7 separate regions of the Homo sapiens genome follow, and regions 1, 3, 4, 5, 6 and 7 are each linked to region 2. A link is a contact called in ENCODE Hi-C or POLR2A ChIA-PET data. All regions are on one chromosome and are shown on one strand. The core of a region is the stretch at or near the end of the contact, and the rest is flanking DNA. Distances in the headings are between cores, read along the strand shown. Region 1 holds the start of PRKAR2A (protein kinase cAMP-dependent type II regulatory subunit alpha). Region 2 holds the start of DAG1 (dystroglycan 1). Region 3 holds the start of GNAI2 (G protein subunit alpha i2). Region 4 holds the start of PFKFB4 (6-phosphofructo-2-kinase/fructose-2,6-biphosphatase 4). Region 5 holds the start of UQCRC1 (ubiquinol-cytochrome c reductase core protein 1). Region 6 holds the start of LINC02585 (long intergenic non-protein coding RNA 2585). Region 7 holds the start of IP6K2 (inositol hexakisphosphate kinase 2).

Evidence for each region. Hi-C counts contacts between places; a loop is a spot of excess contacts on that map. ChIA-PET counts read pairs that join two places held with the same protein, here RNA polymerase II (POLR2A). Pooled maps may share reads with other maps.
Region 1: a loop to region 2 is called in a map of B cell, with 6 times the contacts of the local background. The contact joins the promoter of PRKAR2A here to the promoter of DAG1 in region 2. A Hi-C loop is called at or near these places in 1 of 168 maps with a recorded cell type or tissue (B cell), 1 of 37 single-sample maps with no recorded cell type and 9 of 50 pooled maps. POLR2A ChIA-PET finds 5 or more read pairs at or near these places in 3 of 52 experiments (A673, GM10248 and MCF 10A).
Region 3: a loop to region 2 is called in a pooled map, with 17 times the contacts of the local background. The contact joins the promoter of GNAI2 here to the promoter of DAG1 in region 2. A Hi-C loop is called at or near these places in 2 of 37 single-sample maps with no recorded cell type and 11 of 50 pooled maps. POLR2A ChIA-PET finds 5 or more read pairs at or near these places in 2 of 52 experiments (RWPE1 and activated CD4-positive, alpha-beta T cell).
Region 4: a map of B cell shows a loop between it and region 2 (24-fold over the local background). The contact joins the promoter of PFKFB4 here to the promoter of DAG1 in region 2. A Hi-C loop is called at or near these places in 1 of 168 maps with a recorded cell type or tissue (B cell), 2 of 37 single-sample maps with no recorded cell type and 10 of 50 pooled maps. POLR2A ChIA-PET finds 5 or more read pairs at or near these places in 1 of 52 experiments (CD8-positive, alpha-beta memory T cell).
Region 5: a pooled map shows a loop between it and region 2 (16-fold over the local background). The contact joins the promoter of UQCRC1 here to the promoter of DAG1 in region 2. A Hi-C loop is called at or near these places in 8 of 50 pooled maps. POLR2A ChIA-PET finds 5 or more read pairs at or near these places in 2 of 52 experiments (A549 and WTC11).
Region 6: a loop to region 2 is called in a map with no recorded cell type, with 16 times the contacts of the local background. The contact joins the promoter of LINC02585 here to the promoter of DAG1 in region 2. A Hi-C loop is called at or near these places in 1 of 37 single-sample maps with no recorded cell type and 6 of 50 pooled maps. POLR2A ChIA-PET finds 5 or more read pairs at or near these places in 2 of 52 experiments (WTC11 and activated CD4-positive, alpha-beta T cell).
Region 7: a pooled map shows a loop between it and region 2 (16-fold over the local background). The contact joins the promoter of IP6K2 here to the promoter of DAG1 in region 2. A Hi-C loop is called at or near these places in 2 of 37 single-sample maps with no recorded cell type and 11 of 50 pooled maps.

The regions. Positions count from the first base shown.
Region 1 is chr3:48,845,916-48,849,724 of GRCh38, forward strand. PRKAR2A (protein kinase cAMP-dependent type II regulatory subunit alpha) reads right to left here and starts at 1,959. Exons shown (of 11, transcript NM_004157.4): 1 at 1,420-1,959. The coding sequence starts at 1,681. It overlaps PRKAR2A-AS1 (PRKAR2A antisense RNA 1), which reads left to right and starts at 2,022. Exons shown (of 3, transcript NR_109997.1): 1 at 2,022-2,110; 2 at 2,190-2,493; 3 at 3,072-3,809. RefSeq lists a silencer at 1,772-2,101.
Region 2 is chr3:49,469,017-49,472,522 of GRCh38, forward strand. DAG1 (dystroglycan 1) reads left to right here and starts at 1,251. Exons shown (of 3, transcript NM_004393.6): 1 at 1,251-1,417. RefSeq lists a silencer at 930-1,669.
Region 3 is chr3:50,234,391-50,238,160 of GRCh38, forward strand. GNAI2 (G protein subunit alpha i2) reads left to right here and starts at 1,814. Exons shown (of 9, transcript NM_002070.4): 1 at 1,814-2,063. The coding sequence starts at 1,946. RefSeq lists enhancers at 471-1,081, 1,082-1,692, 3,547-3,626 and a silencer at 1,562-2,021.
Region 4 is chr3:48,555,152-48,558,677 of GRCh38, forward strand. PFKFB4 (6-phosphofructo-2-kinase/fructose-2,6-biphosphatase 4) reads right to left here and starts at 1,652. Exons shown (of 14, transcript NM_004567.4): 1 at 1,530-1,652. The coding sequence starts at 1,626. RefSeq lists enhancers at 2,055-2,144, 2,275-2,364.
Region 5 is chr3:48,606,978-48,610,897 of GRCh38, forward strand. It overlaps UQCRC1 (ubiquinol-cytochrome c reductase core protein 1), which reads right to left and starts at 2,669. Exons shown (of 13, transcript NM_003365.3): 1 at 2,575-2,669; 2 at 2,185-2,325. The coding sequence starts at 2,643. RefSeq lists a silencer at 2,290-2,389 and enhancers at 2,560-2,659, 2,739-3,253, 2,950-3,059.
Region 6 is chr3:48,661,300-48,665,029 of GRCh38, forward strand. LINC02585 (long intergenic non-protein coding RNA 2585) reads left to right here and starts at 2,469. Exons shown (of 3, transcript NR_111921.1): 1 at 2,469-2,514. It overlaps CELSR3 (cadherin EGF LAG seven-pass G-type receptor 3), which reads right to left and starts at 1,587. Exons shown (of 35, transcript NM_001407.3): 1 at 1-1,587. The coding sequence starts at 1,335. RefSeq lists enhancers at 1,593-1,782, 1,653-2,238, 2,553-2,912, 2,973-3,042, 3,409-3,730 and 1 more.
Region 7 is chr3:48,715,262-48,718,944 of GRCh38, forward strand. It overlaps IP6K2 (inositol hexakisphosphate kinase 2), which reads right to left and starts at 1,960. Exons shown (of 6, transcript NM_016291.4): 1 at 1,896-1,960.

The DNA of each region.
Region 1 (3,809 bases), core at 709-3,208, 620 kb before region 2:
AGCCTGGGTGACAGAGCGAGATCCTGACTTTAAAAAAAAAAAAAGGTGTGATGATCTTGGATCACCAAATCTGTGAGGGGAGGGACAGTCTCCAACTTGTTTCCTGCTCGGTCCTTATTGCGTACTCTTGGAGTTTATTGCAAACTCTTGGAGAAGGTTTACTATTACTAAATGATAAATCCTGACACAGCAAGTAGAGCCAATGAAGCTGCTCTCCTGATCTCAGTCTCTGCTGGGATCCTTTCCTTTAAAGCTACAACCCACCCACTAAACAAGAATATAGTTACTGGGTTTTTCCTTTTTCTTTTTTTTTTTTTTTGAGACGGAGTTCGCTCTGTCGCCCAGGCTGGAGTGCAGTGGCATGATCTTGGCTCACTGCAACCTCCGCCTCCCAGGTTCAAGCGATTCTCCCTGCCTCAGCCTCCCAAGTAGCTGGGACTACAGACGCCCGCCACCACGCCCGGCTAATTTTTGTATTTTTAGTAGAGACGGGGTTTCGCCATGTTGGCCAGGCTGGTCTCGAACTCCTGACCTCAGGTGATCCACCCGCCTCGGCCTCCCAAAGTGCTGGGACTACAGGCGTGACCCACCACGCCCGGCCAGGTTTTTCGTTTTCAAAAATGAGGTAGGGTGTCTATTTTGCCCAGGCTGGTCTCGAACTCTTGGATTCAAGCGATATTTCCTCCTCAGCCTCCAGAGTAGCTGGTATAGACTATAGGGGCCCACTGCCCCGGCCGGCAAGATAATTATTTACTCTCACCAAATTTGATTCAATCGTTTTGGCCAAGTTTTTAAAAATAGGAATATTCCCAGGGACCATGTTTGAAGAAATACAAACTCAAGTAAGCAGAGGTGAAATGACCTGAGAGATTTGCTTTAATACACTTCGGCAAAGAAAGAAAAAAGGTATGGATGAAACTTTGTGACAAACGCAACTGTTAAATGTAGGTGATGGCATATAGGGATTCATCTCACCTTTCCTCTTTTGTCTATGCTTAAAAGTTTTCACAGTAACTTTTCAAAAAAAATTATTATTTCCAAACAAACTTACTGTCCTATCAATTAAACACAAGTCACTGGATGAGAACGCTGTTGTCTTCGAAGCCAAAACTGGTGAAGGGTCTTAAGCAAAGGCGAGGGATCCTCTAGCAGGGCCGACAGCGCGCACGTTTCCTTCAAGGCTGGATCTGACAAATCACTCGGTGCGCTCTAGGGCTCGCAGGATCGCGGAGCTCAATTTGGAAGTGGCGCACGCGGGCTCACGCCGGTGTCTCAGGGAAACGCTAGAAACGCGGCTACAGAGCTCCCAATCCCAGCCTGCGGTCGGCTTGGCTGCGGCGCGACACCTGGCTCCCTGCCACCCCTCTAGACCTCTGGAGACCTCCTGCACCACTCCCCAGGGCCCCGCCCACAGCCTACCTTCCAAGTCCTCGTCCTCCTCCGACTCGCTGTCCCCTTTGGCGTCGGCGACACGGTCCGGGCCGGGTTCTGGCGGGGGGTGGCCCAGGCTCTGGCGTGGGGTGGCGGCGGGCAGGACTGAGGCTGGGGCGCGGGCCTCGCGCAGGCGGGTGAAGTACTCCACTGCGAATTCGACGAGGTCAGGCGGCTGCTGTCGCAGCACCTCCACCGTGTAGCCCTGCAGCAGCTCCGTGAGCCCCGGCGGGATCTGGATGTGGCTCATGCCGGCGGCGGCCGAAGGGATAGACGGGTTGGGCCGCCGGCGGCCACTGTCTCCGCGCTCACTCACGCCGGCCTTTCGCTCCGCGCCCGCGAGGTCTCTTCGCGCACGGCCCCGGCTCACGTCGCGCCGCTCTTTGGCCGGCTCTGCGTTTCCGGGCCGCGCAACCCTACGCTACCACGGCCGACCTGGCACCGCCGCCGCTGTCACTGGGCAGCCGCCGCCGCCGCGGGGACCGACGGGCAGGCGAGCTGGACGGGCGGGGCAGGCGTCCTGGTTGTGACGCACGCCACCGCGGGCGTGCGCGTCCCCGCTTAGCACCGGCCCTCAGTGCGCTTGCGCCACTAGATGACCCGCCCCCTCGGGCTGTCGGGGGGTCGAGACAGTGGAGTGTTCCTGATGCCAGCTCACGGAGGGAATCCAGGGAATTAGGTAATGAACGGTCTACCCATGAAGGGGACCGATTAGTGCCTCTCGCCTGGTCCTGAAGACCTTTAAATTATTCTTTCAGCTGATGCCAAGAGCCTCTTTTTGGCCAGCACTTACTAAGCACCAGAGACACAGCGAGAAGCAGAAGCATACGAGCACATCAGTGTGATTCTGCTGTGATGAAGGGCAAGAGAGGGCTCACTTTCCGGCGTGACATTCAAGCTAGCCCCGAGGCCTGAGCAGGACCCGCCCAGGGGAAGATCTGGAGGAAAGCCATCTGAACATACAACAAGAGCAAAGGCCTGGTGGAGTCAAGACCACCTTGGCTGCCAGGTGGAATGGTGGAATAACTCAGGAGTCTGTCAGGTCTCTGAGATGTCAAACGGGTAAGGCCTTGTAGGAAGTAGGCGTTTGAATGAGATCATAATTTGAGAGCCACAGACAGAAAAATAAATTTGAAAGAGTTCACTCAGCCAAATGTGTACAGTGAGAAAGGGAAATAAGGCCAAAAGCAGCAAAGACCTCTGTGCCTGTTCCTCCTGGAGCACTTTCACCAGGGTCCCCAGATCTAGGTCTGCCCATTCCTCTCCCCACATTCTACACTGGGCCCTAGGTCAACACTGCTTGATGAAGTTGAGCAGACCACAGGCATTGTTATCCTTTGCCCCTGGGAAGATGGTATAGGTGAACTGTAGAGGCCAGACTATTTCCCAAATTGCCCTCCTCCTCCTACCAAACTGGAAGGGTATTGAAAAAGGTGGAGACCTTCCTGGGATGTCCAGTCTACAGCCTACGTGCTAACCAAAGGCCCACTGGGCATAGAGCAGAGTCCCCCTCTCCTTACAGGCCTAGCCAGGAAGAGAGTAGCTGTAGGTTTGGGAACCTGAGGGCATTTGGGATGCTTAAACACCGCCTGGTAATTACTCAGTATTAATTAAAATCCTCCCTATCACCTCCCATACAGGCTTGGCACACACCCAGGAGCTCAATGCTGCTGGGAGCTGAGCAGCTGGGAGCAAGGAGCCCTCATCCCCACTGATGAAGAGGCCAGCCCAGGTTCTAGGCTAAGCAGGCCTGTGATTATAAACAGCAGTGTCTCCCTGGACAAGTTTCTTGACCCTGAGAAGAATGTTAGACCATCAACTTTGTGAGGGGACAGGCAGTCTCCAACTTTTTTCCTGCTCAGTCCTTATTGCATACTCTTGGAGAAGGTCTACTGACTTGTTCTCAGATGCCCCACGGCTCAGCCAACCACCCATCCAGCAGAGCATTCAAAAGGCATCTGGAAGGAATGAGGGCGACCGTTCTGCCAGGCCCCTATTTTTTTTTGAGAGGAGTCTCACTCTGTCGCCCAGGCTGGAGTGCAATGGCATGACCTCTGCTCACTGCAAGCTCTGCCTCCCAGGTTCAAGCGATTCTCCTGTCTCAGCCTCCCAAGTAGCTGGTACTACAGGCGTGCACCACCACACCCAGCAAATTTTTTCTATTTTTAGTAGAGATGGGGTTTCTCCATGTTGGCCAGGATGGTCTCAATCTCTTGACCTCGTGATCCACCCGCCTCAGCCTCCCAAAGTGCTGGGATTACAGGCGTGAGCCACCGCACCTGGCTTTTTTTTTTTCTTTTAGATGGAGTCTTCCTTTTGTCGCCCAAGGTGGAGTGCAATGGCACGATCTCAGCTCACTGCAACCTCCACCTCCCAGG
Region 2 (3,506 bases), core at 1-2,500:
TTGGAGCCGAGACACTGAAGTATAGATAATTGCAAAAAGGTATGTTTTTGGGAGATGGGGCATTCCTTTCTTATCTCTGCAACTTGCATCTCCCAGACGCTCCTGAGGAGGGAGGGAAAGCCAGGGAGCCCCAGAGCTCTCCGGGATCCAGGGAGGAAACCATGGCTGGTGGCAGCCAGTTCTGTGTTCAGAATGTGCTTGCTGTCAAGAGTGCAGGCCTGGAATTCCAGCCTGGCCACAGGCCAAGGAGGGAATGGACCCATCCTGCGCATGGTGTGGGGATGAGAAGCAGAGCCCACCACGGGTCTCATTCCCAGACCCATCCGGTAACTGTCAGTTTCAGTAACTGTGAAGTCTGGGGCTTTTGGGGTGGGGGGCTGCAGGTTAAGTCCTGGGGAGAGCTAGAGCTACCTTAGGACCCTCCCCTTGAATGTTCCAGGCAGCAACCCCCCTCTCTTATTTCTTCCCCCACCAAAAGAATGCAGGCCACTAGGAGTGAGTGACCAGCGCCTGCGAGTTAGAGCTATTTTGGGCAGGAGAGCAGGCGTCGGATTCCAGTGTTCCAGGCAGGGGGAGGGGACGAGGGTTAGGCCTGAGGCGCTTTCCGACTCCCCAGCCTGCTGTGGGCGAGGCTCTAGGAGATGAGCTAGCTTCCCGCTCCTCCTGTCCCTGGCCTCAGTCTCCCATCCGTGTAAGGGCCGGGCAGCAAGGCTTTCATCCTTTGCAATTGAGAGAACGCTTCCTGATTGTTCTCATGGCTTAGAAATACCCCTTGATTTGCATTCGAAGGAAATAAGGAGGGCTGAACGCAGTCGACGGGTGGCCAGTTGCTGGGCCAGTTCGCAGTCCTGACTGTCCCTTGATTAGTCTTAGAGGCCCAAAGGCCTGAAGTTGGGCGGGGAGCCCCTCCCCCACACTACTGGTTCTGAAGGCTCCGAGTGACCGGGACCGACCGCCGGGGTGTGTCCCGGGACGGACTTCCCTGGCCGTGGGGGCGAGGCTTCCATAATGGGGCGTGACTTTTAGGGCGGGGGAGTGGCTAGCCAATGAGCAGAGAGGTGCTGGCCGGGGCGGGGCTTGCGCGCGGGTGCGGCGCGCTGCGGAGCGGCCGACGCAGGCAGAAGCCGGCGGCGCGCGGACAGCCAGTCGGCGCCGCGCGGAGCTGGCCGCTGGATTGGCTGCAACACTCGCGTGTCAGGCGGTTGCTAGGCTCCGGCCGCGCGCCCCGCCCTTGCGCTCAGCGCCCTCTCACCGCCCGGTACGTGCTCGCGCGAAGGCTGCGGCGCGGCGCTCGCGCCTCTTAGGCTTGGCGGTGGCGGCGGCGGCAGCTTCGCGCCGAATCCCCGGGGAGCGGCGGTGGCGGCGTCCTGGGGCCAGGAGGAGCGAACACCTGCCGCGGTCCTCCCGCCGGCGCTGGGTGAGTGCACCGCCCGCCCTATCCGCTGTGCCTGGCTGCTTGGGCCCCCATCCCTGCTGCCGGCTGAGCCTTCCGCGGAACACCTGCTGCTGCTCGCTGTTCGGCCCGGGGCGGGGACACGGCCGCGGACGTCCTTGTGGGTGAGGAGGCGGTGCCGCCCGGGCGGAGCCGCCCCTTTGCTCTGGGTCCCGCAGGCAAAGGCTCGGAGCGTTCGGCTGCAAGGCCCGGGCCGCGCGCCGCGGCGATGGGCCAGGCCTTAGCTCGGCCCGCGCTCCCGGGAACGTGGAGCCTGCGCCTTGGCCGCGGTCGTGAGCCGCCTGCGGGCCGCCTCCCTGGCTTCCAATAGGGGTTGTGGCCCAGTTGGGCCGGATTCCGACTGTGGGGAGTCGAGCCCCGCTAGAGGCAGGGAAGGGCACCGCTGCCGCCACTGCTCTGTCAGAGCTGCTCAGAGCCTTGGTGGGTTCCGTCATCCTTACTTGAGCTCCTTTGGAAGCTTGTTTACTTACTACCTTTTCACTTTGTATTTGGCAGACCTGGTTCACCTGCGAGTGTATTTGGATAGTGTCTCCACAGAAAATGTCGTCTCGGCTTGGAATCTTTTTGCCATAAATTCTAAGTTAGTTTCCTACAAACTCAACTGGTAACTTAAAATGCATCCTTTAATCTCTATAACTTGAAAAGTTCTTATTTTTGTAAATCGAGTTGCTTCAGAATTAGTTTTAATGGTGACGATGAAGTTTTGACTGGTTGAGGCAAGAGCCTGGGACAGCACCTTCATAGCGCAGAGTCTAACTTAAGATTCTAGCCTGCTGCTTCCCTAAATAAGCGAGTAGAAGTGACTCCTGGCATAGAAGCCAGACTCCGTGAAGGGAAGGTGGTGTTTATAGGACATAATTCCAGATAAAGAGCTGGATGTGCTTTCAGGTGTTTTGCAAAGTCTGGTGTAGATGGGGTATTGCAGTTTTATCAGGTTCTATGCTTAGTTAAGTTCAGAGACATTATTTTGGAATGTTCCTGTTCTAAAAAAGAATTCAACCGTACTACATTTTGGAGGCATAAAAATCCATAGTTTGAGTATGGAGAAGTTTAGTTGAACTTTTGTGGGTTTTTTTTGCTGTGAACTAAGGAAGAAGAGCTCATGGCCTGTGTCCTGTATTTTGGAGAAATCAGATTTCAGTAGGGAGTTGGATCCATCATGTGAAGACCCTATGGGATATAAAAGCTTGTGCTGACATGTGCTTTTGTTAAAAGAGGCACAGTGCAAATCCTCACTGTTCTTAAAAATTGATTTTGCAAAATGCATTTATTCATTTGAACAAATATTTTGATTCACTACCTGCCAAATTCTGTGGTAGATCCTAGGGACCCATGTAAAAGAGTCTGCTTCTGCCCTTAAGGAATTCAGTTTAGGGGGCAGTGGGGACCAGGGAACCCATGATTAATAGTGTCTGCCCGCTAAGCGTGCTCACATAGTAGCCTGAGGAGAGAGGGAATTCCTGAGCTGTGGTTTTCAGGGCCAGCAGGAATTAGTGGGGGACATCAAGGCCTGGACACAGGGAACCACATGTACATGAGCACCTAAAATAGTGCTTGGGAGTCCTCCAGCTTGGCAGGTGCGAGCTCTGGGCCTGCCTTGTGCTCAGGAGTTCCAACTTTGTATGCGGGGTGCAGGAGTCTGGGGAGCCTTTTAATCAGTAGAGTGGTGTGACCCAGACCTGTGTTTAGAAAGATATTGCTGGTGGAGTGGCAGGAAGAGGGAGGGGGTCAGGACCTCTGGCAGTTAAGTCAGCTAACAGAGGAGAGGTGGGGAGGGAGAAGGAGCCATCAGAAAAGAGAGACTGAAAAGGTAGTACAGAGGGGATGTCCTGCCATGATGGGGGAGGAGCTACATTCTGGAATGCATGGGCCAGAAGACCAAGCATAACCAAGGATTTAAATTCCTTGTTGACTACCTGGTATAGTGACCTACAGAGTTGCTTGTGTCTGGTTAGTGTTGAGGATGGTGGGATTTGGAGGGACCACTTAGGGACCACTTAGACTGCCGTCGATGCATAGGAAAGGAGGCCTGGCATTTGATTATTAAAAACTT
Region 3 (3,770 bases), core at 564-3,063, 770 kb after region 2:
GCCCAGGCTAGAGTGCAATGGCATGATCTCAGCTCACTGCAACCTCCGCCTCCTGGGTTCAAGTGATTCTCCTGCCTCAGTCTCCCAAGTAGCTGGGATTACATGTGCCCACCACCACACCCCGCTAATTTTTTGTATTTTAGTAGAGACAGGGTTTCTCCATGTTGGTCAGGCTGGTCTCGAACTCCTGACCTCAAGAGATCTGCCTGCTTCAGCCTCCCAGAGTTGCTGGGATTATAGGCATGAGCAACCATGCCCAGCCAAAATGTGTACCAAGGTTCTAAGGAAGGGGTTTATGCTAAACACCGGGCTGTTGGTGGCAAGCACCCTGTCTTGCTTCAGGGGCCTTCCCTTTGGGCTGGGGCCTCCTAGCCTCATGGCACTGGGGTCACACAAAATGCCTTCGTGGTTAATTTTTGGCAGACCCTTCAAATGTCCAATCGAGGGTGGGGCTCTGGGCTGCTCCTGGAGCACAGGATCAGAAAGACTTGAAATGTTCAGCTAGAAACACTGCTGCTTCCACCCCACCTTTGCCTGGCCATAGGGTTGCAGCCATTGCCCAGTGGGGACAGGCCACAGGAGGGTGGGATGTGGGATCATGGCCACCTCCAGACGTGGACAGGCCATGGAAGAGACAGGTCATAAGATCATGGCCACTTTTGTTTCTAGAAGTCCAGTGGCAACTTCTTCCTCTTTCTTCCCTCCCAACCCCCTCACCCTGCCTGCCCGCCCTCCTCTCTTCCTCCCTCTCCACCCTCTCATCCTCTCTCCCTTTCTCCCTTGGGTCCTGATTGCCTGGTCCCAGATTGGAGTCCAGGATGGCTGCCTGCCGAAGAATGCCTCCCGGTAGATTGGGGAAGGATGGATATGAGAAGCCACCCAGCTAAAGGAGACAGCCTAGGCAAAGGTGTAAAGATGGAAACCAATTTTTTTTTTTTTTTTTGAGACGGAGTCTTGCTCTGTCGCCCAAGCTGGAGTGCAATGAATGGCGCGATCTCGGCTCACTGCAACCTCCGCCACCCGGGTTGAAGCAGTTCTCCCGCCTCAGCCTCCTGAGCAGGTGGGATTACAGGCGCCCACGACCACGCCCGGGTAATTTTTGTATTTTTAGTAGAGATGGGGTTTCACCATGTTGGCCAGGCTGGTCTAGAACTCCTGACCTCAAGTGATCTGCCCGCCTCGGCCTCCTAAAGTGCTGGGATTACTGGCGTGAGCCACTGCGCCCGGCCTTTTTTTTTCCTTTTTCGACTAGCTGCAACCCAGAGGGAGAAGGCGGTAAACCCGCCTTAAGACTGAGAAAACCGCAGTCCAGAAAGGCTCCCGAGTTCGTAGATCCCAAAACAAGTTTACTGGACTCATTAACTTTAACAAATGACAAAGACACGCCTCCTCCACCTAACTCGCCCAACTCGCAGAAGCTCAGAGGGCTGGTTCCTGCTCTGCCCTCGAGGGCACCGGATCCCCACCCTCGGGTTAACAGATCCGCCCTCCCGGCTGTCCAGCAACAGAGCTCCCGGCGCTCCGCACCCAATCACAGCCCGGTCCCGCCTGCAGCCCGCCCAGTGCCGGGTCCCGGGGTTTGGAACCACCCCTATTGCCTTTTCTCCGCGTGGCCCCGCCTGCAGCCCAGGCCCGAGCCTGGGCTGCGCCTAACTTCCCCCTTCGCTCCGCCCTCGAGCCAATCAACAGCCTCTAATCTCCTCTGGCCCCGCCTGCAAGCCCGCCCCGGCCCAGTCACAGGCTTGGTTCGCCCAGGCCCCACCCCCGGCCCGCCCCGCCGTCGGTGCGCGGCGGTAGGGAAGGCGCCTCCCGCAGTCGCTCGGAACTGCCGACCCGAGTGCTTCCCGCAGAGGGCTGGTGGTGGGAGCGGAGTGGGTCGGGCGGGGCCGAGCCGGGCCGTGGGCCGTGTGGGGGCCGGGCGGCGGCCGGGCCGGCGGACGGCGGGATGGGCTGCACCGTGAGCGCCGAGGACAAGGCGGCGGCCGAGCGCTCTAAGATGATCGACAAGAACCTGCGGGAGGACGGAGAGAAGGCGGCGCGGGAGGTGAAGTTGCTGCTGTTGGGTGAGGCCGCGTCCCGCACTGGGATCCTTGATTCCCAGCTCGAATCCCCAGACAAGGACTTTGACCTCCCAGACTAGGGCTTCAAACTCCCAGACCCGGGCTGTCTGGGACCCCACACCTGGGCCAGGACCAGGGTTGAAAACTCTAGATTGGACTAGACCTTTGATCCTGCCCAGACTCTAGACCAGACCCCTGTCTCATCCCAGACCCCAGACCTCCAAATCCAGTCAACAGTGCCCCAACACCCGCGGTCCAGTGCCCTGCTTGGCCATCCCCCCTTGCTAACTAGCTTCACAGAACTTCAGAGCCCCGCCATCCTTCCCTACACTTTGCCCAAACCCCCAGGATGCCCGCCACTTGTTCCCCAACCCTCAGGCTCCGCTTGTTTTCCTCACCTGCGCCTTTTATTCCTATTGGGCATGAGCATCCCGCGGGGCCCCTGCCAGGCCCCCCACCCACTCCCTCCTTCTCCTTCTGTGCCCCATCCCTAGTCTGGAATCTGTATCCTCCACCTGTGCACTCTGACCCAAGGAACCTCTCGAGTGGGAAACTGCTCTTGAGCCCCATCTCCAGCTGGAACCCCTTCAGCGAGCCCTGCTCCCTGCTTCCTGCCCTCCAGATCCTTCTCTGCAGGCATCACTCCCGAAACCCTCTGCTGATCCTCCCCTAAGTCCTCTTACACTCTGGCCTTCCCCAGATCCCTCCACCCTTCCTGCACCAAGTGGGCTGGGCTAGGAGGCGGGAGCCCTGGGTTGGAGAGGGCCTAGGCTGCCTTATGCAGAACCCCCACGGGGCTGGATTGAGGCTCCACTGGTCACGCTGGGGGAGGGGGCCAGGCCTCAGGCTTCCCAAGGAGGCTCTATGTTTTCCAGTTTCGAAGGCCAGTCTGGGAAGTAGGAGAGAGAGTGGAGGAGTTAGGGTTGTGGCCGCCTCCAAGGCCAGAAAAGATGGTGGCTGCTAGAGGAGTGGGGGGAAGTGGAAGTGGTGAGACAGCCGACATATTGCTGCCCCTGCGGGTGAGCCCAGGAGATCTGCTAGTAGGTGCTGGGCTGCCCACACCCCTTCTGGGCTGCAAGGCCTGGGATGTAGCCTCTGAGAGTTGGGGGGCTTGTTGGATCTTGGGACCCTGTGAAGGGGGATGGTGGACTAGCTGAATGAGGAGTTGAGGGGCCAGCTGGGGGTGGGCCAGGGTGCCTCTGAGCATCCCAGCTGGCCTTTTGCAAAGACGGTGGGCCTACTGGCTGTCCCCATCCAGCTTCCCACTGGAAGTAGGTGTGGTGCCCAGTGGCAGTCTAATTTTGATTTGGGGGTTTTAGAGTTGGGGGGAGGGAGGCCCTTGCAACAGCGCAGCACCGTTGTAGGCTGAGAAGTGCATGGGGGGGTGTGGCCCCTCGACTTCAGAACTGTCATAGGGCTCCCAGGCTGTGAAAAGCAGGGCTTTTCGTGCTGGACCTGTGGCCGAGGAACAGCATGTATGTCCATTATGGGCCATCTGTTGACTGTCCCTGCGGACCCGGCCTCCGGGGCACAGCCTTGGAGGTTTCAAAATGGCATCCGCTTCGCTGCTGCCTCAGGGAGGAAGAGAAGGGGCGGGAAGGGGCGGCGGCCCAGCCTCCTGGGCTGCTTTGCGTTGGGCGCTTGCCTCTTCCTGTCTCTGCTGTGAGTGCGGCAGCGGCAGTGAGTGGGTGTCGACGCGGCGGAATGCCC
Region 4 (3,526 bases), core at 402-2,901, 910 kb before region 2:
GACTGGCTCAGCCTCCCCGCCTCCAGAAGAGTCTCAAAGGAGGGGTGGCCATAGCCCTCAGGACTGAGTGTGCATTATAGACAGCACAGCCCCACCAGGACCTACATCACAATCAAAGCCATGAGTTACCACGACTTGGTCTGGTCAGAAACATGGCCTTCCCCTGCCAGGACTCACAGTGTGGCCAGAAATACACACACCCTTCCCCCAGGACTCATATCATGATCAAAGCCATGGCTCCAGGCTGCTGCAGCAGGATGAGCACAAAGAACTCTCCCCTTGCTTATCATACATAAGCAGAGGCAGGATCACAGGGAGACCCAGGCATGTCACTCAATCTCCTGATCTCCATTTCACTGTCTGTTAAACTAGATGTTCTCTGAGGTGCTGGACAAGCTGCAAATTCATTACAATGTTTCAGTTACTCCTAAAACAAATCTTTCTTTTCCTGGTAATAAAAAAGTTGCAGGCCAGGACCCACGCCTGTAATCTCAACACTTCGGAAGGCCGAGGCCAGAGGATCCACTTGAAGCCATGAGTTGGAGACCAGCCCAGACAACATAGCAAGACCCTGTCTCTACAAAAAAAAAGAAAAAAGAAAAAAAAAAGCTGGGTGTGGTGGCGCACCTATAATCCCAGCTAATCGGGAGGTTGAGGTGGGAGGATTGCTTGAGCCCAGAAGGTCGTGGCTGCAGTGAACTATGATCGCGCCACTGCACTTGCTCCAGCTTGGGCCACTGAGCGAGACTCATCTCTTAAAAAAAAAAAAAACTGCCAGCTCATTTAAGGACAGGCAGAAACTCAAGGAAGCGGTTTAAACACCTGGGACCCTAGGAGAGGTGAGCCCCTTAACAATTCCATGAATTTCAGCATTCTCCTAGCTGTTTCACTCTCCAGTTTTACTGTACACCCATGACCCCAGGTGGATACTTACATGTCCCGGGACACAGACACAGGCCCACACGGCATACTTTTCTGTCTCTATCCTGAGCACATCTCTGCTGAAGTTCCTGCCCAAGCTCAGCTTTAAGGCCAAGAGGCACCCTTCCTCCTGTTGGAAAACTAGCCCACCTTTGAAAGTTCTGGGCTCAGAGAGGCCAAGTAATTCACCTAGGGCCACACAGCTCAGTTCCAGTCCAACAACCCGGCCCACACTCCTTGGCCAGGAGAGAGGGAAGGGCCTGGGGTGCCCACAGGGTCCTCCCCAGACTGGGGGCGATGGGGATTGGAGAGGGAAGCGAGGGGGCCAGAGCCCTCCCCGAGGTGATGGTGGCCAGACCTAGCCACCGCCAAGCCGATATGCCCCCACACACCTGTCCCCGCCCCCTGCTCTGCCACACCTGTCTCTGGCCCACCACTGTCACGACCGCCTCACCTGTCCCCAGCAGCCTCCCCAGTCACGGCAACCTCACCTGTCCCCGGTTCCCCATCTGTCTCCCGCCCCTTCTCCATGCGAGACCCCCGCCCAGGCCGCCCTACCCACCCATCCCGGTGCACCTCCCACCTCCTCCCAGAGGACCCCGCCTCACCACCGCGCTGGCAAGCGTGCAGAGCGGGCCGCCCATTGCTGTATGGCATCCAGATCTTCTTCAGGGGGTTCTGTGTCAATTCCCGTGGGGACGCCATCCCGGGGCCGGGATGAGTCGGACTGCGCCGCTTCCAACCCAGCAGCCGGGCCACCTCGGGCCACCCGAGGTCCCGCCCCTTGGGCCCCGCCCCTCCTCAAGCCGCGACAGCCCATGTCTATCTTCCCGCAGGTCCCGCCCCAGAGTGAGTAGGCTCCGCCCCAGCTGAAAGGGGCCCGGCCTCCGACCACGCATGCCCAACTCACCTACCCGCCCGTTTTGGAACAAGTGGGCCCAGTTCTTCAGGCCAGGATCGAGAATGCGCATGCTCAACTCCGGATTGTACTGGTCCCGCCCCAGTTCAAGGCCCGGATTGTGCAGGCCCGCCCCGGATGCGCAAACTCAGCTCTCCCAACCTGCCCGCGCTGATTTGCATAGGCCCCACCTACGGGCTCCGCCCTGGCGCTGCATCCCTGAGCAGCGGCACGCGTGAATTCTGCTACCTCCTTGCTAGGGAGCCCAGGGCCCCCAGGAGGGAGGGGTTTTCATGCAGTGGGACGAGGCCTACGTGACCCGCACGGCCAGGTTGGTCAGAGCCGACAGGGGCCAGTAGGCCTGCAGTCCCAGCCGTCAACTCCGCTGCGCCCTCCTGCCCCTCCTCGGGGTCCCCCTTGACTGCTCCGAGCCCCGGGACTCTTCCGCCGTCCATAGGAGCATGCTCAACCACGCTGGAAAAGCTCTTTTACCTCATGGATAGAGACTCAAAACACATTTCAATATTGTTCCTCTTTCTTTGCTTTGGCTGCTGGGAGCAAATGCGTGGGACTTTTTTTTTTTGAGACGGAGTTTCGCTCCTGTTGCCCAGGCTGGAGTGCAATGGCGCTATCTTGGCTCACTGCAACCTCCGCCTCCCGGGTTCAAGGGATGCTCCTGCCTCGGGTTCCCAAGTAGCTGGGATTACAGGCGCCCACCACCACGCCCTGCTAATTTTTGTATTTTTAGTAGAGGCGGGATTTCACCACGTTGGCCGGGCTGGTCTCGAACTCCTGACCTCAGGTGATACGCCCTCCTCAGCCTTCCAAAGTGCTGGGATTACAGGCGTGAGCCACCGCGCCCGGCCGTGCGTGGCACTTAGTAACCAAGTACTTTGGGTACTCACTAAGCCCTGGGAGTATCTTAATCGTCTTTCCAGAATTTCATTTTTTACAATTTTTTTTTGATTTTTAGTATTTTGGTTTTTTTAACTAAAGTTTTACATATTTTTTGAAAATAATATGTTAATAACATTTTCTCTTCAGGAAAATGGGATGTGCACATTGTCTATCTTACAGTATTACAGTATAAATTAAGTATGTCAATCTCTAAGAAATTCATTTTAAAATACGTTATGGTTGCCTTTTACTATATTTGTATCTCCCTCTTGTCTTTGAAAATGCACTGGGGACAAGGAACAAGGGAGAGATCCAGAAGTTCCTAAACCCCTGGCTCACTTTCTTGTTTGGCCCCCACCGGACTCCTGCAGTTTCCCGCCTCCTCGGGATCCCCAGCCCCGCCTCTCCAAGCTTTGTACACTCTCTGCCCCAGCCCCCACCAACACGGCTTCAACCTGAGCCACACTGCCCTCTAGCGATGTCATCCACAACACCCCTGGCAGGTGCCCTGCATCCTCAGGTTCTCTCTGCCCAGTGTGTACCCAGCCAGGAGCCAGGTGTTGAGGGCATGGGACTGGCAACAAGACTGGCCTCGTGGGCTATAGGTGTAGCACCCCCTCCCATGCCCTCCCTGCCACAGCCCTGCCTTGGATCAGTCCAAGTCCACCCAGCTCTTTAAAGCTTGGCAAGGACCCTTAAGATGACTGACACAGATGTCTTGCCCACTTCATAGGAACTGAAGATTCCAAAGGTCCACATGCTGGAAGCCCATCTGGACCCTCCCCCAAACCAGCTCTAGCTGCTTGCCCT
Region 5 (3,920 bases), core at 1,419-3,918, 860 kb before region 2:
CCTCCCGAGTAGCTGGAACTACAGGCGTGCACCACCACGCCCAGCTAATTTTTGTTTTTTTGTGTGTGTGTGTTTTTTTTTTGAGACGGAGTCTCGCTCTGTCACCCAGGCTGGAGTGCAGTGGTGCGATCTTGGCTCACTGCAAGCTCTGCCTCCCAGGTTCATGGCATTCTCCTGCCTCAGCCTCCCGAGTAGCTGGAACTACAGGCGCCCGCCACCACGCCCGGCTAATTTTTTGTATTTTTAGTAGAGACGGGGTTTCACCGTGTTAGCCAGGATGGTCTCAATCTCCTGACCTTGTGATTCGCCCGCCTCGGCCTCCCAAAGTGCTGGGATTACAGGCGTGAGCCACCGCGTCTAGCCTAATTTTTGTATTTTTAGTAGAGGCGGGGTTTCACCATGTTGGCCAGGATGGTCTCAATCTCTTGACCTCGTGATCCGCCTGCCTCGGTCTCCCAAAGTGCTGGGATTATAGGCATGAGCCACTGCGCCCAGCCAAGACTTTTTTTTATTGTATAAATTTATGGGGTACAAGCACAATTTTTAGAAATTTCTATCCACACCTGAAACTCCATTTTTTTCTTTTTTTTTTTTTTTAAGACAGAGGGCCTTGCTCTGTCACCCAGGCCAGAGTACAGTGACATAATCATGGCTCACTGCAACCTCTTATTCCTGGGCTCAATCGATCCTCCTGCTTTGGCCTCTCAAAGCCCTGGAATTACTGGTGTAAGCCACTGTGCCCCGCCCACAAGTGTGATGTCATTACAGGCACAGAATGCACAAGTAGTCAAATCAGGGATTCTGAATTATCCATCACCAGAATAACAAACCTTGTACCCATTAAGTAATTTCTTTTTTTTTTTTTGAGATGGACTCTCGCTCTCTCACCCAGGCTGGAGTGCAGTGGCTCCATCTCGGCTCACTGCAATCTCTGCCTCCCGGGTTCAAGCGATTCTCTTGCCTCAGTCTCCCCAGGAGCTGGGATTACAGGCGTGTGCCATGCATGGCTAATTTTTGTATTTTTAGTAGAGATGGGGCTTCACTATGTTTGCCAGGCTGGTCTTGAACTCCTGGCCTCAGCTGATCCGCCTGCCTTGGTCTCCCAAAGTGCTGAGATTACAGGTGTGAGCCTCCAGGCCTGGACCCATTAAGTAGTTTCTCATCATCCACCCCTTCATCCTTCCAAGTCTTCACTGTCCATCATTCCACTCTCTACATCTGTATGTACGTATTTTTTAGCTCCCACTGATAAGTGAGAACATGTGATATTTGCTTTCCTAAGAGATGTCAATGCATATACCATATATCACACAATCTTAGATGAACATGTATTTCACATCTAACATCTTGGAATGCAAGAGGCATTTTACAATCTATAGTATCCTTTGATTAAAATTGGCAAGATTCTTGAGATTCTTTCTCTGGCACTGGAGCACAGACAGCTCCTTACAATCTAGCACATTTTAGAGTTCATGTAATATAGCATTCTTTACTATAACAAGTGACATATAACAAGGAAGTTGCAGGCCACCTTTTCCTATGCTTAGTAACAATTTAAATCGCAGGACATTGTTTCTGGAAAACTAAAAGGATGTGTCAATAAAAACATCTGGCCCTGGGGCTGGGGGCTGAAAGGAGGAGGAGATAATTATTTCTTGGGAATCTTCTCACCTATTCATATATCTATCTGTGACTCAAGATTTCTTGTGTCAATTTAGAGAATTTGTATTTTTTGGAAAATCACACATTTCATTGTACTGTTAAAATGCATTTGCTTCCTAAAATGTATTTCTGGTCTAGCCTGGAGATTATGACCTTGGGCAGTGAGGCTGACAGACCTGGACCCCTGCAAGTCACCTAAGGTGTCTGAATCCCATTTTCCGCATTATAAGAGGAGACATGATCACTTCCCTTATATGGGCTCCTTAACAAAAGGCTGGAAAAGAATTTGGCCGCCTACTTAACGGGCATTATATGCTAAATAATGTTGGCTTATAGTGAAGATTGTCCCGTGAAGCCAAGGCGTGGCTAGGGTAGGGAATGGGGCCATTCTCGGGGTGAGTGGTCCTGGGTCCGAACCCAAACCACAAACGGGAAGACTCGAGCCCAAGGTCACACCCCAACCAGGGAAAAGACGGCAGGCCCAACCTGGAGGCCCTCTCCCCAAAAGCGTCCCCAACTCACCGTGCAAGTGGGCTGAGAGGACTGCTCGGAGGCCACACGCAGGCCGTTGTCCAGCAGGCTAACCTGCGTCTCCGGCACGAACTGGAGCGCCTGAGCGAAGGTTGCCGTACTCCGCAAGGCTGGCGTCCGCAGCAGGGCCGGCTGTGGAAGGGAACAGCCGCGAGTGAGGACTCGGTCAGGGGATCGCTCCCCACCTCCCAGGTCCTCAGGAGGACCCCCGAACCCCGCCCCTAGGCAAGCGGCGAGATACCTTTCCCCGCCCTCCGCCGTGACCTTCCCACGGCCCTGACCCCGCGTCCTCCCCACCTCGACCTGCCACTGCTAACAGCCCACACCTGTCCGCTTCCCGAAGCCCTGTCCCGAAGCCCCGCGCTCTCGCCACCACCTCACCGAGCGGCGGGCGCGCAATAGCACTTGTGCCCCGGCGGTAGCGGCCCGACAGACCACGGACGCCGCCATCTTCCAGCTGCAGTCGGCCCTGTTGCGCCGCGCAAGCGTAGACTGGGCGCGTTGGCGGTCGCGGCGCAGGCGCAGTACCGTACAGTTGGTGCTCGGCCGCCTCCTGGCGGGAACCGGGACAGTCTATTGTGCTGGCCTGGCTTTGGCTGACTGGCTCTGACCGCGCTGCCGCCAGTCCCTGCGCACATCAGTCCACCTGCCGTCCATCAGCCCGAGCAGGTCCGCCCGCCGTGCAGTCCATCTCCCCATTCCACGCGTGGAAGTCAGAGTGCATTATGTTTCTCACCAGCCGCGCTGCGTACTGAGGTCTGGCGGGCGGGGAGTTGCAGCCACAGCGTGTCCGCAGGTTCGAGCCCAGGGCTAAAGTACCAGCGTGGAAACTTACCTGGGACCACAAGTTGGTGCTGAAAGTCAGTATTTTTTTCTCTTTATTTATTTTTTATTTTCTGAGACAGGGTCTCGCTCTGTCGCCCAGGCTGGAGTGCAATGGCGCGATCTCGGCTCACTGCAACCTCCGCCTCCCGGCTTCAAGCGATTCTCCTGCCTCAGCCTCCCGAGTAGCTGGGATTATGCCCGGTAATTTTTGTTTCTTTAGAAGAGACAAGGTTTCTCCATGTTGGCCAGTTTTGCGCCCTGCCAGTTTTCTCTTTAAAAGAACTAAGTACAGGCCGGGAGCGGTGGCTCACTCCTGTAATCCCAACACTTTGGGAGGCCGAGGCAGGTGGATCACTTGAGGCGAGGAGTCCAAGACCAGCCTGGCCAACATGGTGAAACCTTTCCTTTTCTGTAAGAGGAAAAAGAATTCTGGCTGGGTGCAGTGGCTCATGCCTGTAATCCCAGCACTTTGGAAGGCCGAGGTGGGCGGATCACCTGAGGTCGGGAATTTGAGACCAGCCTGACCGACATGGAGAAACCCCGTCTCTACTAAAAATACAAAAGTAGACGGGCGTGGTGGCGCATGCCTGTAATCCTAGCTACTCCAGAGGCTGAGGCAGGAGAATCACTTGAACCCGGGAGGCGGAGGTTGCGGTGAGCCGAGATCGCGCCATTTCCAGCCTGGGCAACAAGAGCGAAACTCCGTCTCAAAAAAAAAAAAAAAAAAAAAAAAAGACTTCTAAGGTATGCTTTGTTATGTCAACTAAAGAAAAAAAAAAACAAGCTTTTAAATATTTAAAGTTAGTTCTATTCAGAAGTCTTACCAAGAATTGCAACCCGGGAGAGCCTTTCAGGGAGTTTCTGCTAGACTGCTCCAAAGCAGTGTTTCCGACAGTTTATAC
Region 6 (3,730 bases), core at 1,219-3,718, 810 kb before region 2:
ATTCTCGCGAAGGGTCTCCCGGTACTGCGCTTGCTCAAAAACCGGCGAGTGGTCGTTGCGGTCGGCTACTGTCACGGCCACCATCGTGGTGGCCGAGAGGCGCGGCGACCCGTGGTCCTGCGCGGTCACACGCAGGTAGTGACGCTCCATGCTCTCGCGGTCCAGAGCTGCCGCCGTACGGATAAGGCCGCTCTGCGGGTCGATGCTGAACAGCTCCAGCGAGCGGCTGTTCATGAGTGCCGCCAGCGAGTAGACTAGGCGCCCGGCCTCGCCGGCGTCCGGGTCCTGAGCAACCACGCGTAGCACCGCGGTGCCTGCTGCCTCATTCTCCGGCACCAGCGTCTGGTAGTTGTACTGCGGAAACTGCGGGTGGCGGTTTGCGGCGCGACGAAAGCGTGCCCGGTTCGCCGAGGTTACTTTCCTGGCTTCAGGACGGGCCGGGAGTCCCGGGGGACGCGGCCCGGGGCGCTGCGGGAGGAAGCGGCAGCGGAAGAGACCCCGGGAGCGCATGCGCTTGGGCGCCGGCTCGGGAGCTGTCCGAGACTCGCGGGGTGCTGAACCTGATGCAGGAGCTGTCCTCGCCGTGCGTGGTGCTGAATCCAGCTCGGGGCCAGATCCCGAGGCCCCTGGAAGACAGTTCCGCCGGGGGGCTGTCCTTTCTGCTCCGGATGTCGTGGCTCTCTCGCCCTGACCCTTGCTCCCTGTTGCCCATAATTCCCCACAGCAGCGCGCGGTGCCCACTCTTTTGCGGGAGCCTGTCCCAGCGTTCCGCTGGGAGGACACCGGCTTGGGACCGTGGTGCCGAATCAAAAAGTCTGAAGGGAGGGGCGAGCTGTTCCCCGAGCCCGGGACCCCTGAGGACAGAGCCCCTGGTGACAGACTACCTCTTTGCAAAGGTCCTGTCCGCCCGCAAGAGGAGACCTCTGGGCGCCAGTATAACACAGACCCTGGTCCCTGTCCTGTCTCTCGTTCGCGGCTGCCCAATGGCTGGACGCCGTGTTCAATCCCCAGCTCCTCATTCGGCTGCTCAGGGGGCCCTCGACTATTCCGGGCGCTTTGCCTTCTCCCTCGGAGCCCCACGAAGATAGGCTCCCTGACCCCCAGGCCAGGCCCCCCATCCTCCCGGACCCCGGAAGACTCCGGACAAAGAGCTAAGGCTCCGCCACCGATATGCGCCCTTGGCCCCGTAGTGGCAGCTAAGCCTGGGTCCCAGCCCTGGTGCCCACCGCCCCCCAGCTCCTCCTGGCTGAGGGGGAACAAAGAGAGGAGAAGGAGCAGGAGTATGGGGGTCGACCGTCCCCCGAGGCCCCGCCACGGCGGCCGCCTCGCCATCATCCCCCGCCTCCCTGCACGGCCTCCACCGCCCCCCGCCCCGGTCCGGGCCTTGGGCTGGCCCCGCCGCTCGGGCCCCCTCCCGGGCCCCTGCCGCCGCCCCGGGCCCCCGCCCCTCCGCCTGTCTCTCCGCACCCCCGCCGCCCTCTGGGCACCATCTACTCCGCGGCCGGAGCCCCTCCGGCGTGCGGCCCTGGCTTTTTCCGCCCCCACCACAGCATCCCCGACGCTGCTGCCGCCTCCCGCCGCTCCAACATGGCTCCCGGCCGCCCCGATGGTTCGCTCCACCTCTGCCCCGGCGCCCGAAACACGGTGGTACAACCCATCGCGCATGGCAGCTCTGAGGACCGAAGATGTTGCCGCCATCTTTATTGAGGACGTGAGCGTTGCTCCTGGTGCTGAACAGAGCGCGAAGGTTCGCCGTCGTTGGGTCCGCCCTCCCCACTTTCGGTCGCCGCCTTCACCCACCTCCCTCCTTCTAGGGCGCTGTCCCAGCTCCGTCTCCCAGCCTTTTTCTGTCCTTCCAGATCTCTTGTTCCCCCTTCCTGACCACTAGTTCTGAACCGTGTCCCGGATTTTGGTCTGAAATTTTGGTGCCCATGAGCGTTCTCATAGCTCTGGGAGGGGGTACTGTGTGAAATCCTGGGGTAGAGGGGACGATGGCTGGAGAGGGGTCTGGGGTGCCAGCACCCCGAACAATAGCTTTAACTATCCCATCAGCTAGTTTTATGAAACATGTCGCGACCACCTGCTTGTTTGGATCGCCCCTGCGGAGCAGGGACCAGAGATGACCCTCCCGAGGCGGGAGCAGAGGCCAAATTCTTCCCTGCCTTGCTGGTCCCCAGCAGTCTCCCGGGCTCGGGGCCCCTTCACTGGAGGCTGCACCCCCTCCCAGGCTGCGAGTCCCGAGTGCTCTGGGATGCCACGTGGAGCCCGGCGTTGCCCCATGGCTGCGGGCCCCGCTTCTTCGGGTCCCCGCCCCTCGTCCGTCACGACCGCATGCCTTAACCCCTTGAAGGGACTGACACAGAAACTCAGTCCTCCCCCCACCCTCGGTGCATTCCAGCTCTCCCTGCGTAACTCCTGGCACGCGCCGGTCTCGCCAGGCCAATGGGTGGACCTGGCGCAACAGACGTCACGAGAGGAGCGGAGGCGAGGGGTGAACGCGGAGCACTCCAATCGGTCAGTCATTGTTTCTATTGGCACAATGGGAGGCCCCGCCCCTCACGGCGGACTCATCGCATGGGGGAGGGGGCTCCGCGGGTTGCCGGCTAACCGTGAGAGAGTCCGGGAGGTACACTATACGGACCGGCCTCCAAAGGCGGAATCGATAACGAGCTGCAGCGCCGGGTGCAGAGGACGCGGGCATCCCGAAGCCCAGGAAGAGGTCAGGGCCGGGACCCCAGAACGCTCCACAGGGTGCGGCTCCCGCGATGGGGTGGATCCTGGTTCTAACAGGCGAGGAACTCCTGGCCAAGGCCTCTGGCCCGCCCCGAACGGTCCCTATGACATCACCATCAACCAATCAGTCGGCGCATCCTTTCGCCCCTTGACTGCTCCGCTTCCGGGAGGCGGGGCTTCTGCGGGTTCCACCTCCCGAGCGCCCCTTGTGGCTACCAAGGTCAGGCAACAGGTGTCCAGTTGTTCCCTCTCCTGTCTACGAATCTGAGGACCTCCCCAGGATCAGAGCTCTGGGCCTGATACACGGCCGGGGTTCCTACGGGTTTGTGAGTGGGGGTGGAAGATCTGCAGAGGCACTTAGGGCTGAACTCCTTTGAATGGGAGCCAATCGGTGCAGGGGCTGGAGGAGCGAGTCCCCCAAAGTAGTTTTATTTATCTATTTAGAGACAAGGTCTCACTCTTTCGGAGTGCAGTGGTGATCACAGCTCACCGTAGCCTCGAACTCCCCAGGCGATTCTCTCACCTCAGCCTCCCGAGTAGCTGGGACTACGGGTACATGTCATCACACTTGGCTAATTTTTGCATTTTTTATAGAGACAGGGTCTCACCATGTAGGCCAGATTAGTCTTGAACTCCTGGGCTCAAGCAATCCGCCCATCTTGGCCTCCCAAAGTGCTGGGATTATAGGTGTGAGCCACCGCGCCCGGCAACCCAGAAGTGGTTTTGACAGCACCAGCGCTTTCTGTGTCCACAATCTAGTGAGTAGAGGGCACAAAACCTGACACCACGGAGGCAGACAGGCAGGGGCTCTGCCGGGGAAGGGTGTTGGAGTCCCAAAGGAGGCGTCTGAGTCACCTTCGCAACCTGGGACGCCTTCTTGCATAAGATGCCTGAGCAGTGCCTTGAATGACCAAGGGGAGATCCGCATCTGCAAAGGAAGGGCAGGGAGGGATAGGGATTGGGGGTGGGCATCCTAGGTCTTGGAGACTGTGTGGGC
Region 7 (3,683 bases), core at 710-3,209, 750 kb before region 2:
AAATTCTTCCCCAGTGCATCCTCTTTATGAGCCAAACAATGGAAAATTTTCACCTCAGTAAGCTGGCCTCAGGGAGGTTCAGGCTCATCCCTGTTGCCTAGATACCAGTGACATCTCAGGAGCTTACAGAAGGCTCTGGCATCCCTCTTGGAAGGGAGACTGGCAAAGGTTCATCAGTCAGTGGTTGCTCCTTCTTTCCTGGCACATTCCACTGCTCAGACAGATACAGGGCTAGCATACAGTGTACCTGTCTGTCACCTAGGAAGCTTTGAAACACAAAAGAAATCTATTATATCTGTTACACTGATTTCTAGATCTCCCAGGTCCCTGCCTTGCTCCCTCCCTACCCAGGCCCTGCATAAAAAACAAACCAAACAAACAAAAAGCTAGTTTCTACAATTGTATTAACTCTAGTCAGTGTTCTTATCCATTTCATTTCTTTCTCTCTCTCTCTTTTTTTTTTTTTTTTTGTAGAGACAGGGTGTTGCTATGTTGCCCAGGTTGATCTTGAACTGCTGGGCTCAAGTGATTCTCCATTTGATTTCTAACAATGCCTGTGAATTCTAAAGTCACAAAGCAGGTAAATCTATCGAAATGACAATGTCAGACAAGACCACAGAAAATAGAAAAAAAATTTTAAATGACAGTTAACAGTTTAACTTTTTCTCAAAAAAAAAAAAAGTTACTAGGCCATCAATTTGCCTATTATGTCAAATGTGATAAAGTATTCATTTGGCCCTTTCTAACTCTGATAGTGGCTAAAGTTAAAACAACACCCTGAAGCTTCTCTTTAAATACTTAACACCCAAGTTACACGATGCAATTATACAAACCCCACAGCAACAACCTATATAAATAAGCATCTTAGTTCACTTAAAATATTACCTGGCTACAACTGCAAATACAGCAAACATTTTAAACACTAGAATTCAACAAAATTACTGTAATCATGGTCCTCTATTAAAAATATCATAGAACCGATGATCTACAACATTTTTGTTACCACGTTCCAAAGTGCCAGTACTTTTTCTTAAAACTATTCAAGATGATTTTTTGTTCTGTGTACATTCTGCTACGGAAATGTTTAATTCCAAGCAGTGACTAGTTCTGTTTTCCCTGGTATTTAAGAGCACTGGATTTTACTGGTTTCTACATTTTATTTTCACTCACTTTTCTGCTAGTGTAGCTTAGTTGATATATGAGAACGAATACAATCCTAAAATGAAATAAGCCATTAGGATGCAAAAGACAAAAGCGGTCTGTAATCAAACGTAAAGAGTGGAAATATCACTATAAAGGTGTCCTCTTATCCATTTAAAGGCATTTTTTCTATAATAAGGTTAAGTGTGTAGATTCCCTCATCGAACACCATCTGACGGGCCCAAATGGCATTCAACACTCAAAATGGCTGCACATCTGCCGACCCCAGGTAACAGTACCTGAGGCGCTGAGCTGACTCCCTATCCAAAGATCCGGGAAGACCCCTCCACCCGCCAAATATCTGGGGAGATCGTGGCCGCCAATGACCTGGGGAGACCCCTCAATGACACCGTAGATCTTGCGCTTCCCAAGACCCGGGGAGATCTCAATGACCAGGAAAGATCCTGCCCTCCCCCAAACCCGGGAGACCCCCTCCAATGACCGGGGAGGATGCTGGACCCCCAAAACCACGGAAATCCCTCCCCCAATGATCAGAAGAAAAACCCTCCTCCCAAATGACCCAGGGAAATCGAATCCACAGGGACCCCGGGAGATTTCCCCCACAATGACCACGGAAGAAGTCTTTCCCAAATAACCTGGGAGACTCCAATGATCAGAGATCCCGTTTCCCAGTAGCCTGAAAAAATCTCCCTCAAAGCTCCTCGGGCACTAGGGCCATAGGACGCGAGCTTTACCTGCCGCCTCAGCCGGGTTCCTCGGCGTTTCCGTCCTATTGTTTCTCTCGCACCAAAATGGCTGCGGCCAGGCCGAGCCCCGCCCCCTGCACCTCGCTCCCGGTGCCCCTCACTATTGGCTCGTCCTAGGAGCTGCGCACGCGGACTGGACAGCCTGAAAGGCGCTGTTGCTAGGGTGCCAGGATTCGCTGCAGCAGCTTCCGGAAAAGGCGGTGACTGGGGGCGGGGCCAGAGAGGGCGGAGCATTGTCCTCCGTCTGGGAGGGTGGGCCGGAGGTCTGACGGGCGGTTGGGTGGATAGACTAGCTGCGGGCCGATGGACAGCAGGATACCTGGGAAACAGATGGATTGACCAACAGTCTTGGTTTGTTCAGTAGTGAGCGATTTCGCAGGATGCAGGAATTTCAATGCTAACACAGAGACAGTCCACTACAAACTGGGAAGTTGGTCACTCTAGCAGATGGACAGAAGACTGGATGTGAATAGACGGAAAGAGGGACAAAAGAGTGCCTGTAGACGGTGGACAAAGAAATGGTTATAGATACAGACAGACAGATTATTAGATATGGAAGGGTGGACAGAGAAGTGGCCATAGAGTTTTCTGGGGACTGGTGGATGACCCAGTGCCCAACCCAGCTCCCACCAAGCACCACACCACAGGGCTTGTCTGAGGCTCATTTGTCTTGGGCCTGTGTTGGACAGAAGGGCTCTCACCTGAGTGAATGTCAGCATAGCTGTGAAAGGCAAAGGAGAGGGTTAGTGCCACTGAGAATGGGCAGAGCCTCCTACCTGATCTCTGCTCTTTCTGTAAAGGAGAACAATGTTGCAGCCCTGTGTACTGGGCATTTGCAAAGGTGTAAATTCACTCATACACTTTTTAATTCAACAAGTATTTATTAAGCACTTACACTCGGTATTGGAAATACAGCAGTGAACAAAAAAGGAAAATAAATAAATATCCCTGACCTTATAACAGTGGATAGGAGAGACTTCTGTGAGCAGCTCCTCTCACCTTAGCATGTGGTTTCCAGGGCTCCATGTCCTCCTGGTTTCCTCCAGTCTCACCAGTTTCTCATCTGTGTGTTTTCTCTTTGTCTACACTCACTCTTCCAAAATCTTATCCAGGCTCATGACTTCAAATGCCACCTACATGTCAATCACTCCTAAAAGTGTTTGTCCAGTCCAGACCCTTCCTGAGTGGCAGATTCACTAGTCCCACTGTCAACTAGACATCTGCACTCTGACTTCCAGTTGCTGGCATCTCAAACGCAACTTGTGCTACCCTAACACTGGCTCATCCGCCAAACCTACTTCACCCCACTTTCCCCAAATTGAGTGATAGCATCTCAGCCCTTCTTATTGCTCAAGTCAAACACCTCAAAGTACCCCTTGACTACTCTCTTTCCCATCTATATTCAGTGCACCAGGAAGGTCTGCTGTCTCCATCAGCATCATCTACCCAGAATGAAATCACTTCTTGCCACCTCCATACCTTTCACTGAGTCCAAACTGCCACCATTTCTCTTGAGTGCAATGTCACAGCTGCCTCCTGGTCTCCTCTTGCTGCCCCTGATGCCTTCAGTCTGTTCTGCACACATCAGCCTGTGAATACATGAGTCAGATCCTCCCATTCCCTGCTCAGAACCCTGGAGTACTTCCTCCCCAAGGGAAAACCAGAGACATCAGGACCTTCATAATTCCCTATCACCCCCCCGACTGTATCTCCCCGGCCAGCTTTTGGCCTTGCTGCTCAATCTCCCAGTGTTCCTCACACATCACACCCCATGCA